2 separate regions of the Homo sapiens genome follow, and region 2 is linked to region 1. Evidence: chromatin contacts called from ENCODE Hi-C or POLR2A ChIA-PET data. All regions are on one chromosome and are shown on one strand. The core of a region is the stretch at or near the end of the contact, and the rest is flanking DNA. Distances in the headings are between cores, read along the strand shown. Region 1 holds the start of COX8A (cytochrome c oxidase subunit 8A). Region 2 holds the start of EHD1 (EH domain containing 1).

Region 1 (6,433 bases), core at 2,880-5,379:
GTGTTTGGGAACATTGCCCCTGCTGAGGTACTTCCTGCCCCTCACACACCAGGAGAAAGAATCACTGAGGAAGGACTCCTGGGGACAGAGGAATGGCAGATTCCCCAAGTCAAACAGAGGAGGAGAAAGGGAAGCTGGCAGATAGAATGAAGAAAGACAATTAGTCCATAACCATGTATGGAAAGTGTTAGAAGGAAAGGGGCCCTGGAGTTGACATTTAAAAAGCAAGCAGGGGCCGGCGGCGGTGGCTCACGCCTGTAATCCCAGCATTTTGGGAGGCCGAGGCGGGCAGATATTGAGGTTCAAGAGATCGAGACCATCCTGGCCAACATGATGAAACCCCATCTCTACTAAAAATACAAAAATTAGCTGGGCGTGGTAGCACACGCCTGTAGTCCTAGCTACTCGGGAGGCTGAGGCAGGAGAATCACTTGAACCCAGGAGGCGGAGGTTGCAGTGAGCCGAGATCACACCACTGCACTCCAGCCTGGCGACAGAGCGAGACTCTGTCTCAAAAAAAAAAAAAAAAGCAAGCAGCCAGGCGCAGTGGCTGACACCTGTAGTCCCAGCACTTTGAAAGGCTGAGGTAGGAGGATCACTTGAGCCCACGAGTTCAAGATCAGCCTGTCCAACATAGTAAGACCCCATCTCTACAAGAAAATGTTTTAAGAAACTAGCCAGGTATGGCTGGGCGCAGTGGCTCATGCCTGTAATCCCAGCACTTTGGGAGGCCGAGGTGGGCGGATCACGAGGTCAGAAGTTCGAGACCAGCCTGACCAACAGGGTGAAACCCCATCTCTACTTAAAAAAAAAAAAAAAAACCATTAGCCGGGCATGGTGGCGAGCGCCTGTAATCCCAGCTACTCAGGAGGCTGAGAATCACTTGAACCCGGGAGGCGGAGGTTGCAGTGAGTCGAGATTGTTCCACTACACTCCAGCCTGGGCAACAGAGTGAGACTCAGTCTCAAAAAAAAAAAAAAAAAGATGAAACTAGCCAGGCATGGTGGTAGCACATGCCTATAGTCCCAGCTACTGGGGTACAACCTGTGGTGGGAGGATCGCTTGAGCCTGGGAGGTCAAGGCTGCAGTCAAAGTCAAGGCTACAGAGCTGTGATTGCGCCACTGCAGTCTAGCCTCAAAAAAAAAAAAAAAAAAAGCGGGGGCACGGAGCGGTCTCTCACGCCTGTTAATCCCAGCATTTTGGGAGGACGAGGAGGGTGGATCACAAGGTCAAGAGTTTGAGACCTGGCCAACATGGTGAAATACCATCTCTACTAAGAATACAGAAATTAGCCAGGTGTGGTGGCATGTGCCTGTAATCCCAGCTACTCAGGAGGCTGAGGCAGGAGAATTGCTTGAACACCAGAGGCAGAGGTTGCAGTGAACCGAAATCACACCACTGCACTCCAGCCTGGGTGACAGAGCAAGACTCTGTCTTGAAAAAAAAATTAAAAAGGCAAGATTGCCAGGCGCAGTGGCTGTAATCTCAGCACTCTGGGAGGCCAAGGTGGGTGGATCACTTGAGGTCAGGAGGAGTTCGAGACCAGCCTGGCCAACATGGTGAAACCTCGTCTCTACTAAAAATACAAAAAAAAATTAGCCGGGCGTGGTAGTGGGTGCCTGTAATGCCTCAGGAGGCTGAAACAGCAGAATCCCTTGAACCTGAGAGGCGGAGGTTGCAGTGAGCCGAGATCGCATCACTGCACTCCAGCCTGGGCAACAGAGCAGGAGTCAGTCTCAAAAAAAAAAAAAAAAAAAAAAAAAAGCCAAGATTCTGCAAAGTCCCTACCCCCAATTAGGAAGGGCACCAGCACCTAAGAAATGAAGTCCACCAAAAAGGAAGACCAGAGAAGGCTGGCCCCTTAGAGGAAAGGCTTCTAGCTGAAGATCCAGCCCCAGTGGGACACACACACACACACACACACACACACACACACACACACACAGACACATACACGCCCATTGGGCTTTGCACAAACAAGGGAGCTGGAGGGGATGAGCCAGAAAAGCTGCACAATGACAACAGGCTTTGTCTTCCCAGGAAGCCAGGCACCATTTAAAGGTACAGAAGCACACGAGGAGTCCAGCTGAGGCACACAAAACCTACCACAGGGCAGCCAGCCGGGCGCTCTTCTCCACACCTCCACCCAGTGCCAGTGGAGGCATGAGCCCAGGCAGGAGGGAAGGCACAATGAATTTCTGAAGTAAAGTTTAAATAGATTTTATTGTTACAAGGGGGACCCCACCAAGCAGGGTCAGTGACCCCCAAGGAGGTCACCATGGAGACATCAAGAGGTCATGATTGCAGAAGAGGTGACTGGAATTGAATGACATGATCCAGGGGAGGCCGGCCACAAATGCAGTAACATGACCAGGATGGGCCGGTGGGGCTGGTCAGGTCACAGTGTGAGGGACAGAACGGACCCCTTCACTCTGGCCTCCTGTAGGTCTCCAGGTGTGACAGGATCCAGCCCGCTGGCAGGAGGAAGGTCACGAAGCAGGAGGTAAGCCCAACGGCCAATTCCTACACAGAGCACAAGAAAGAAGGCACCTCGGAGTCAGTATTCCCCTAGGCTCTCTAAGTCCTTGCAGTTCCCAGGCAGCAGAAAGCCCCGCTCAGGGAGCCAGGACTCAGAGGCAAGTGGGAGGCCCCGCATCCTCACGTTAAAGGAATCCACGCTCCACGGAGCAGACAGAGCAGGTCCAAAGCTACGCTAACCCTTGAGGTAAAGGGTCAGTTATAAGGAGGGGGAAGAGTGAGAGGAAGGAGAGACAGCTGGGGTTAGGGTTCAGGGAGAAATGCACCACCAGATGGTAAAGGAAGGGACAGGAAGCAGGATTTATTGAAACCTGTTTTAAAGCTGGTCTGGGCCGGGCATGGTGGCTCACACCTGTAATCCCAGCAATTTGGGAGGCCAAGGCGGGCGGATCACAAGGTCAGGAGTTAGAGACCAGCCTGACCAACATGGTGAAACCCCGTCTCTACTAAAAATACAAAAAATTAGCCGGGAGTGGTGGCGGGCGCCTGTGATCCCAGCTACTCGGGAGACTGAGGCAGGAGAATGGCTTGGCTTAAACCTGGGAGGCGGAGGTTGCAGTAAGCCGAGATCGCACCACTGCACTCCAGCCTGGGTGACAGAGCAAGACTCCGTCTCAAAAAAACAAACAACAAACAAAAAAAGCAAAGCCTGTATGTTAAGACCCAGGATCCTTGCATGGGCCAGTAACTCCAAAACGATACCTATCCTTCCTTGCCTGAAAACCCCCTCCCAGGCCGGGCGCAGTGGCTCACGCCTGTAATCCCAGCACTTTGGGAGGTTGAGGCAGGCGGATCACGAGGTCAAGAGATCGAGACCATCCTGGCCAACATGGTGAAACCCCGTCTCTACTAAAAATACAAAATTTAGTTGGGCATGGTGGCACGCGCCTGTAGTCCCAGCTATTCGGGAGGCTGAGGCAGGAGAATCGCTTGAACCCGGGAGTCGGAGGCTGCAGTGAGCCGAGATCGCGCCACTGCACTCCAGCCTGGCGACAGAGCGAGAACCCGTCTCAAAATAAATAAGTAAAATAAAATAAAATAAAATAAATAGCAGTAACAACCATTTTCGTCGCTGACAGCGTCAGGCATCCCCCAGTGAACCAACGAGAAAATGGGCTCAGAGCGGCTAAAGAAGTCGGCAGGAGGCGGCGCAGCGAGGAGGCGACAGGAGAGGGAGGGCCTGACAGGACCAGACCCGAGATCCTGGGGCTGTGGGGAAAGACCTAACGCCGACAGCCCCGACTGTCGCCCGGGCACTGTCCCCGTCGTTCGCGCCCTCCAGACATGCCCAAACCGGCACTGCTGCTCCCCGCTACGCTGCGGGGCGCGAGGCATTCTCAGGACCACCTGAGGTCAGCTAGGCAGAAGGGGTCAGCCCACGGCGCCTCCCGCGCTCTTCCAGGCCCGTTCCTCACCATGATCCCAAGCTTCCCCTCCGGCGGCAACGAATGGATCTTGGCGCGCGGCACTGGGAGCCGCCGGGCCGAGCCTGTCAAGCCCCGCAGCAGCAGCGGCGTCAGGACGGACATGATGGCACGGAGTACACCACAAAAAACGGTCAGCCGTAGCCCAAGGTCAGGAAGCCAAAATGGCTGCGCTGGCCGGAAGTTCTGGAGCTGGGGAAGCAGGGAAACTGCGGCGCGGAAGTCTCTCGGAAATGACGCAAGAACACACCTCCCACAGCCCTTGGCAGTTTTTGGCGCGTTCCTCGAAACAGCCAATTGACACCTTCCTACGCTATGGGCGGAGCACAAAAGGGCTCTTCTTCGAGTTATGTTCCGCCTCCAAGGCTTATACTTGTGAATGACATCTGGGGCCACCCAATCATGTACGCGAGAAGCCTAAACTGTTCTTGACTCCTCCCTTCATTCATACTGTTAAATCTCTCTCTATTCAGGCTGGGCGTGGTGGCTCACGCCCGTAATCTCAGAACTTTTGGGAGGCCGTCTGTACTAAAAAAAAAAAAGTACGGGCTGGGCGCGTTGGCTCACGCCTCTAATCCCAGCACTTTGGGAGGCCGGGGCGGGTAGATCATCTGAGGTCAGGAGTTTGACACCAGTCTTGCCAGCATGGTGAAACCCCATCTCTACGAAAAATACAAAAATTGGCCGGGCGCAGTGGCTCACGCATGTAATCCCAACACTTTGGGAGGCCGGGGCCGGTAGATCATCTGAGGTCAGGAGTTTGAGACCAGTCTTGCCAGCATGGTGAAACCCCATCTCTACGAAAAATACAAAAATTGGCCGGGCGCAGTGGCTCACGCTTGTAATCCCAACATTTTGGGAGGCCGAGGCGGGTGGATCACCTGAGGTCAACAGTTCGAGACCAGACTGGCCAACATGGTGAAACCCCGTCTCTACTAAAAATACAAAAATTAGCTGGGCATGGTGGTGGGCGCCTGTAATTCCAGCTACTCGGGAGGCTGAGTCAGGAGAATTGCTGAACCCAGGAGACGGAAGTTGCAGTGAGCCGAGATTGAGCCATTGCAGTCCAGACTGGGCCACAAGAGCGAAACTCCATCTCAAAAATAAAAAACAACAATAAAAAAAGTTCGAAAGCAGCCTGGCCAACATGGTGAGACTCCATCTCGACTAAGAATACAAAAAATAGCCAGGCATGGTGGTAGATGCCTGTAATCTCAGCTACTAGGGAGGCTGAGGCAGGAGAACTGCTTGAACCCGGTAGGCAGAGGTTGCAGTGAGCTGAGATCACGCCACTGCACTCCAGCCTGGGCGACACAGCAAGACTCCGTCTCAAAAAAAAAAAAAAAAAAAAATCTCTCTATTGAGAGTCCCCTCCTCTCCACCAGGCCTCCGTCGTTTTTGTTGAGAATTCCTGACACTGACCTAGTAACCAAACCTCCCTCAATTACTATTACACTCTTCAATTCCAGTTACCATGCTGGAGCAGCCAACTTCCCTTCCTTCCTACCCTATCACTCTCTCTCCCTCCCCCATCCCTTCCTTCTTGGTTTTTTAAACCTAAATCTGACCAAGTCATATACTTTCAGTGGCTCCCCATTGCTTCCTAGTCAAAATCCCAATTCCCGGATGTCACTGTCCAGCCTCAACTCTCAAAACTCTTCAATATTCCACACCTTCGACCCTGCTCTCTGATTTCCACCAACAAGCCTTTTGTTGCATTCAAAATGCACTCTGCATTTTGTTATTGATGTTGAGACAAGGTCTAGCTCTAAGCCCAGGCTGGAGTGGAGTGTGGTGTGATCTCGGCTCACTGCAGCCTTGCAACCTCCACCTCCCAGACTCAAGCCAACCTCCCACCTCAGCCTCCCAAGTAGCTGGGATTACAGGTGCCCACCACCATGCCTGGCTTTTTTTTTTTTTTTTTTTTTTTGAAATAGAGTCTTGCGCTGTTGCCCAGGCTGGAGTGCAGTGGCACTATCTTGGCTCTCTGCAACCTCCGCCTCCCGGGTTCAAGCAATTCTCCTGCCTCAGCCTCCTGAGTAGCTGGGATTACAGGCATCTGCCACCATGCCCGGCTATTTTTTGTATTTTTAGTAGAGACAAGGTTTCACCATGTTGGCCAGGCTGGTCTCGAACTCCTGACTTCAGGCGATCCACCCACCTTGGCCTCCCAAGGTGCTGGGATTACAGGCATGAGCCACAGCGCCCAGCCTAATTTTTGTAGTGTTTGTAGAGCTGGAGGGGGGTCTTGCTATGTTAGTCAGGCTAGTCTCAAACTCGTGAGCTGAAGCGATCCACCCAGATCAGCCTCCCAAAGTGCTGGGATTACAGGCATTTGTCAGGGCACCTGGCCTTGCCTCTGCACTTTGGGTTTTGTTTTTGAGACATGCATCACCCAGGCTGGAGTGCAGTGGTGCAATATCAGCTCACTGCAACCTCCACCTCCCTGGCTCAAGCGATTCTCCTGCCT
Region 2 (7,234 bases), core at 1,354-3,853, 900 kb before region 1:
CCAAAGTGCTGGGATTACAGACATGAGCTACTGCACCTGGCCTTTTTTTTTTAAGTTGTCTCTAGGGACCTTGTAGATGTTTTCCTAGATCAGGCCATGACAGGACCAAGCAGACCACTTAGAGGGGAGGTGAGGCCCCTTTCTGCTGGATGAGGGCGTTTCTGAGGAGAGCTAGGGGGTACCTCAAGGCCCTGGGTTTGCAGGGAATGGATTTATTAACTGAAGAATAAAACACTGGGAGTGGGGGATGGCACAGTTTCTGAGATAAAAGAAAAATACTTGAACCCTCCATCAATCTGCCATGGGCTCAGGCAGACAGGCAGAAAGTGAAACAGCGGAGAAACCAAAAGTGAAAGGGTGCATTCACATTTTATACAACTTTCCCACCAAACAAACTGCCCTACTCAGAAAACACAAAAGAAAAAAAAATTAGGACATTTTCGGTGTGGGGCATGACAAGATAAGGAAGCTGCCTGGAAGCTGGGTGCCAACTCCATGAAATTGGGGGAAACTAATTGCTGGTCACGTGGGCCTCACCAGGGTGACAGAGATCCCTTCTTTCAGTCCTTTAAGATCTTTGGAGAAAGTCAAGTGGCCATACATAACGACAGGGTCTGGGTTTTGTTTATAAATAACCCAGGAACATTTTGTTGTTTTCAGTTTTCTAGGGCTGGGTTTTCCCAGCACACAGGGCTCTGGGGAGATTTGAAAACCATGGCGCGTCAATGAGAATGCTGCCGGGGCGCCAGTTTGGAGCAGCCTCATTGAGACGACTGAACAACTACTTCATTCAGGATCCTCAGCCCTGGGCCCTTCCCTAGATCAACCCAGAAACTGCATCTCCGGGGTGGATCCCTAACAGTGCTGAGTAGGAGGCAAACACTGTGGCTTCTAAGGCTGACCCGGGAAGTCTGGACTAGGCCCGCCGGAGGCTCCTCGTCACCAATTGGCATGCAGCCTCTGGTGACAGCTCTGCCTAGGAGCCTCAGTATCTTCTTTTGAGAATAACACCAAAAAAAAAAAAAAAAAAAAAAAAGGGGGGGGGCAGTAGCTTGTGTGCTTTACTATGATGAAAAGAATCAAATCAAAGCACTAAGGGGCGTAAGATTGCAGGCAGGGTTGGAATTACTTATCCGCTCTCCAATGGTTAGGGAGCAAGAGGGGAGGGCAAGGGAACTATCTATTCCCTCGGAAGGGATCTTACAAGCGGTAGGCGAACAAACCTCCCATCGTGTCCTCTCTAGATTCCACCACTCAGTTCCCCTGAGATATCCCCCGTTCTCAGATTTGAGTTCCTGCCTCTTCCTCTTAGCCTACCAGCCCAAGTTATCCCCTGATACAGGCCCCTAGCCCTCCAGGCTTCCACATCTCCCAGAAGCGAGGAAGTTGGACCTGAGGCTTTCAAAGTCGCAGGTTCAATTCAGATCTCTTTAAGAGCCCCCAGGGTCCTGCTACCACAGGTTGGTGTCTTGATACTGGTTACATAACAATCAGTCCCCAAAGCTCTGACATCACCCACTGAAGATTCTCACCAGCCTGGACAGCCAAAGGGGTCTGTGTGTGGCCGGGGAGGATGGCGGGGGAGTGAGCCCCATGGAACAGCCAGGAACTGGTAAGGGGAGGTAGGGCACAGATCCCAGTAAATGATGGTAAATGGTGGTGACCCCGAGAGGAAAGTGGAAGTATTTGGGTTTTTAAACTTCCCCCTAAATTCCCACAAGATTTCATTGTTGCCCCCACACTTCCCCTCTTCCCCACATAGGGAATTTCCGATTTCACTTCCCAATACGCAAGTGGCCAGAGAGCCTCAACTTCCTCCTCATGCCCTCCCTGCCTTGCCCCAGCTATAGCCTTTGTGGGGAAGCCTTCTCTTCTCCCGCGCGAGTCCGGTGTCACCCATGTCCTCCCTCGCTTGCGTCCCTCTCCCATTCCCACCCCGTCGGCCTGAGGGGAGGTCAGGCCTCTCGCTGCCCATTTTTCTTTCCCCAGTCACCAGCCCGCCCCGGATTCTCTACTCCCTCAGCTTGCTCTGCTACCACTTTCCTGTCTCTCCCTCTCCCAAAGCAGATAAAAGATGAGGGGACAAAGACAGTGTGTGTCTGGGAAGCTGGGCTGAGAGGAGGAGGTGCCGCCGCCTGGGGGTACTCCGATGCTTCCGGGGATTCCGAGCCAGCTGGAGGACCGCACGTGGCGAACGGCGGGCGCGGCGCGTAGTCAGGGAACCAGGGTGCCTGACTGGGTGTCTCGTGGAGCCATCCCGCGGGGGTGTGGGGGGGCCACGGTGCCGGAAGGCGCGCGGCCCAGAGGCCGTCTCCGCCGAACGCCCGCTCCTCGCCTTCCTAACCGCAGCACTTTCGCGAGCCTCCCTACGAGGGGCGGGGCGAAACAGGTGCGGTTGCCACGGCACCCGGACCACAGCCTCGCGAGATTTGGAATCAGCCAATGGGGGCGGGGTAGGGGAAGACGTGGCACCAGTCGGAGGGGCGGGGCTGGGAGGGGCTCCTCCCTACCGCCCCCAATTCCGCCCTGCCCCCGCCGCGGCGGCGCTAGCCGCCACTGAGGGACCGACCCTATAAAGGCCGCTCCGCGAGGGGTGCGCAGCATTCGGCAGAGGGCGCTTCGACGGGCTGGGCTGTGCGCCTGCGCAGTGTGGGTCGCTCCCGATTCCCTGCCCCGGCCGGCCCCGCCTCGGCTCCGCACCCTCGCCCCGCTCTCAGCCGCCGCTCTGCCCCGCAGCAGCCAGCCCCGTGTCCGGCAGTATGTTCAGCTGGGTCAGCAAGGATGCCCGCCGCAAGAAGGAGCCGGAGCTCTTCCAGACGGTGGCTGAGGGGCTGCGGCAGCTGTACGCGCAGAAGCTGCTACCCCTGGAGGAGCACTACCGCTTCCACGAGTTCCACTCGCCCGCGCTGGAGGACGCTGACTTCGACAACAAGCCTATGGTGCTCCTCGTGGGGCAGTACAGCACGGGCAAGACCACCTTCATCCGACACCTGATCGAGCAGGACTTCCCGGGGATGCGCATCGGGCCCGAGCCCACCACCGACTCCTTCATCGCCGTCATGCACGGCCCCACTGAGGGCGTGGTGCCGGGCAACGCGCTCGTGGTGGACCCGCGGCGCCCCTTCCGCAAGCTCAACGCGTTTGGCAACGCTTTCCTCAACAGGTACCCACCCATCACTCCAGGGGGCGGGGGGCGCGTCCGGGGCACACCCCTCACTCGGAGCCTGACCCTCCCGTGGCTGTCGCCCCGCCGTCCTTTGTCTCCGAGGCCCCAGTGAGACCCTCAGTGACCACTCCCTGGTCCAAGGGCCCTGCCCCTTCCCAGAGTAAACCCACTGGGGGTCTAAGAGTGGGCGTTGTCGGCTCCCCCAGCTTCTGTCCTCCCCAGAATCTTCCAGGGTAACCACCAAGCCCTCCTGCAGATCCCAGCCCCACTCCCCTCAGCAGCAGGGCCGCAGTAGGAAGCTGAGCCATTCCTGCGCTCCTTTTCTTGGTCTCCACCTCCGTCCCGCAGGCTGGATGCACCTAATTCACGGAAATCAACCCTCCCCTCCCTGTCTTCTTAAGTGTCAATAGCAAAACACAATGAAACTTTTAGCCATTCCCTTCTCTGGTGCGGTGTGGGTCTGCTCTGCCTCCCCTGGGACGGTGGTTTTGTGTAGGAGGGAGGAGGAGGATCGGCTGTGGCTTGCTGACTTTGGGGCAGCCCCTTGGAGGCAGGGGACAGTTGAGGTTCGAACACTTCTCCCAATGGCAGCTCTCAAGAGGTCAGTGCTGCCCTGAGGGGTTTCAGGAAGCAGGATGAGGTGGTGGCAGTGGGAGCCCTGCAATGAGATTCTGGCCCTAAGCCCTTCTGTGCACTGAGGGACAGAATCTGAGGTTCCTTCACCCACTTGGACCTCACTTTTCCAGTTAAGTGGCCTCTGCACGCGAGGAGAGTGAGCTCCAGGACTCTGCCTGTCTCAGTGCTGTGAATGAAACACAGTGCTCCCGCCCCTCAAGGAGTGCAATGCCCAAGCTCACTTTTCTCCAGAGAAACTCGAGACATGCCCGTCCCAACCCCCAGGCGACATACCAAAGTACTTCACAGACCCTGTCCTCCCTGCCACCCCACGTTCACGGACTCCACATGCCTTTCATAATTCTGCACCAGCGAAGAGCCTCTGAAGGAATCTTTGAATCCTGCCTTCCAGGTCCCCGCCCTGCACGGTCACATTCCTTTCCAGACGCCATCCAGCTGTGCAGGGCAGCTTGCCCTAGAGCCAAGCTGGTGGCCAGGCCTACTCCAGGCACAGAGCTGACCTTCAGCAGGGTCTGTTCACTTCCAGGCATTTCAGCCCGCCCTCCTGTTTTACGGCTGTTGATGTTTGTCTGTCAAGGCCAGGTTGAGTGCAGCCCTTTGGGCTAAGGGTCCTGAAGAGGCGGAGTCCTCTTCACTTTCCTTGTGAGGGCACACCTTTTTTGAAAGGAGAGACATGGCACAGGACCAGTTTTCTGAATTTGGAAGCCTAGAGTTTCAGAGCTGGAAGGATCTTAGACATCATCTTGGCAGCCCCCACCTGACTGGTTCAGGAAACCGAGGTTCAGAGGGTCTGGCTGATGTGTGGAAGTCACCCATTAGGTCAGCCAGCACTGACTGCCTGGCTTTTGCACAGCCAGTTACTGCTTTCTGCTGCTTCTACCCGAAAAAGAGCAATTCGAGATTGCTTTGTCCGAGACCGGTGCTTTGATGACATTGGTGCCACAGGATCTGAGAGGTGGCACACGTTTATTTCCTTCTTGCTGCCACCTCATCTCCAGAGGATCCCTGATCACTGATGGCCCTGCCGAAAGGGCCCTATCAGCCCACGCTGAGGCCCAGAGCTGTGCCAGGATGTGTAGTGTGGGGAGTGAGCCCGGCGAGGAGGGTGCAACAAAGGAGGCTTTTCTCTGGCTGATACAGCCTCTCCCAGCTGAGTCTTGAAGAGACTCATTGAGTCGTGAACTTGACTTGCCGGCCTTCTCCCCCTATGTGGCTGCTCTAAGAATAAAATCAGCTGGAGCAGACCAAGGCAAGGTGCAGTCAGGGTGTCTTAAGAGTGTCTTGCAAAAACTTATTGCATAACTGGGACTGCCACTTGTGCGAGATGAAACCTGTGCGTTCTTGGTGAGATGGAATCGGAGGCATCTTTGCTGCTTCCCCTTTCTTGTTTTCTGCCATATACCCTGGGCTCTGCAGAGCAACTGGTTTCTGGGTCCTATAGATATTAACTCACTTTCTGGGCTCATTTATGAGGCATTTTTATGTATGTGATTTCCCAGAGCCAATTCTGCTTCCCATCCTTCTATTCTGTAATCATCTCTCCAGCGCCTCCTGTCCCCAGCAGGAAGGCCAGGACTGGCCTTCATGCATTGCTACTGGCACTGGCGAGAGTGAGGCCCACGTTTTGCTCGCCCTGCAGGTCAGCTGGTCTTGCTCCACTGCCTTGCAGAGCACCCCTTGCCCTGGCCAGCTGCCCTCTGCCCGTGGGCCCCTGGTCACTGGGGGATGGGGCCAAAGGGAGAAGCTGATCGGCTCAGAGTCCTCCCGTCTGTTGGAAAGGCAGCTTCAAGTCTGTGTCCTACAGATAATGGGTCAGTCTTTTCTTTGCTCTCACTACCTTTTTCAGAGAAGTTTTTTGTTTGTTTTTTTGAGACAGAGTCTCGCTCTGTTGCACAGGCTGGAGTGCAGTGGCGCACAATTTCGGCTCACTGCAAGCTCCACCTCCTGGGTTCGAGCAATTCTCCTGCCTCAGCCTGCCGAGTAGCTGGGACTACAGGCGCGTGCCACCATGCCCAGCTAATTTTTCTATTTTGGGTAGAGATGGAGTTTCACCATGTTGGCCAGGCTGGTCGTGAACTCCTGACCTCAAGTGATCTGCCTGCCTTGGCCTCCCAAAGTACTAGGATTACAGGCGTGAGCCACCACGCCTGGCCTTTCAGAGAACTTTTCAAAGGAGCTTTTTCTGCGTCCAGTGAAGGATCCCTGCTCTCAACTGAGACTGCCCCTTGCCTTTCTGGGCTGTTCTAAGCTTAGTGTGAAACTCAGATATGCGTGGCTGAGCCCTGGCCCGCAAGTCGCCAGCCTCTCCACGGCTTTGTTCTTCCTCAGCCTGCTCGGACTTTCAGAGAATGGCGCGTCTGTGCTTCTCCGTCCCACCGTCTACCAGCCTGTGTGGTCCCCAGCTTTTGCCAGCCGTCCATTTCAATTCCCTCACCCAAGCGGCTGGTTGAAAGGGCAGGGCTGGCCCTAGCAGCAGTAGGAAGCGGCCAGCTCTCTTCAGTGTGGAGATTTAGCCAAGTGCTGGAGGATTCTGAGATGGGATTTCAGCGCCCCAGCGTGACCTTCTGCTTCCCCTCCGAACTGAATGGTGACCTAGGCTTGCACAGTTTTCACTAACAAGTCAGCAGCTTGAAAGTTGACCTCTCAAACTCTAGGGGAAAAGTGTGTGAGGAAGTGCTGATTTGGGTCAGTTTGAGCCTGCTGGTTGCATTCCCAGTTGAGAAAGTCCATACGATTTGCCGGCCACCCCGGGAAACTAAGACGATAGAAAACCACCTGTCAGTTCCCCGCTGCTGGAGAGGAAGCCAGAGATGGAGCGAAGGAGTACAGAGAGCCCTTTGTTGTGTCCGGAGCAGTGATGACTGTGTCTTGACGCCTCTCTTCTGGCTCTTGCTCTCATGTAGGTTCATGTGTGCCCAGCTGCCCAACCCCGTCCTGGACAGCATCAGCATCATCGACACCCCCGGGATCCTGTCTGGAGAGAAGCAGCGGATCAGCAGAGGTAAACAGCTGTGACCACAGCTCGGGCTGCTGGTGTTGTCACACATCCTTCTCTCTAAGATCTGCAACTTGGTTCAGATGCTGCCCTTGAGATTTCTCCTTTTTTTTTTTTTTTTTTTTGACGGAGTCTTACTCTGTCACCCAGGCTGGAGTGCAGTGGCGCGATCTCAGCTCACTGCAACCTCTGCCTCCTGGGTTCAAGCGATTCTCCTGCCTCAGCCTCCTGAGTAGCTGGGACTACGGGCATGTGCCACCACGCCCGGCTAATTTTTGTATTTTTCGTAGAGATGGGGTTTCACTATATTGGCCAGGCTGGTCTCGAACTCCTGACCTCATGATCTGCCCGCCTTGGCCTCCCAAAGTGCTGGGATTACAGGCGTGAGCCGCCACACCTGGCTGCCCTCGAGATTTCTTCCAGTCTCAGCCTTTCTA

The links. Hi-C counts contacts between places; a loop is a spot of excess contacts on that map. ChIA-PET counts read pairs that join two places held with the same protein, here RNA polymerase II (POLR2A). Pooled maps may share reads with other maps.
Region 2: a loop to region 1 is called in a pooled map, with 5 times the contacts of the local background. The contact joins the promoter of EHD1 here to the promoter of COX8A in region 1. A Hi-C loop is called at or near these places in 4 of 50 pooled maps. POLR2A ChIA-PET finds 5 or more read pairs at or near these places in 2 of 52 experiments (IMR-90 and WTC11).

The regions. Positions count from the first base shown.
Region 1 is chr11:63,972,316-63,978,748 of GRCh38, reverse strand. COX8A (cytochrome c oxidase subunit 8A) reads right to left here and starts at 4,129. Exons shown (of 2, transcript NM_004074.3): 1 at 3,955-4,129; 2 at 2,206-2,524. The coding sequence starts at 4,068. The coding sequence ends at 2,429. RefSeq lists enhancers at 1-124, 801-1,478, 3,776-4,215.
Region 2 is chr11:64,873,990-64,881,223 of GRCh38, reverse strand. EHD1 (EH domain containing 1) reads left to right here and starts at 2,603. Exons shown (of 5, transcript NM_006795.4): 1 at 2,603-3,163; 2 at 6,706-6,803. The coding sequence starts at 2,760. MIR10392 (microRNA 10392) reads left to right here and starts at 2,615; the gene lies at 2,615-2,701. RefSeq lists enhancers at 85-174, 235-284, 455-604, 3,927-4,026, 3,690-4,466 and silencers at 2,217-2,776, 2,797-2,846, 3,697-3,766.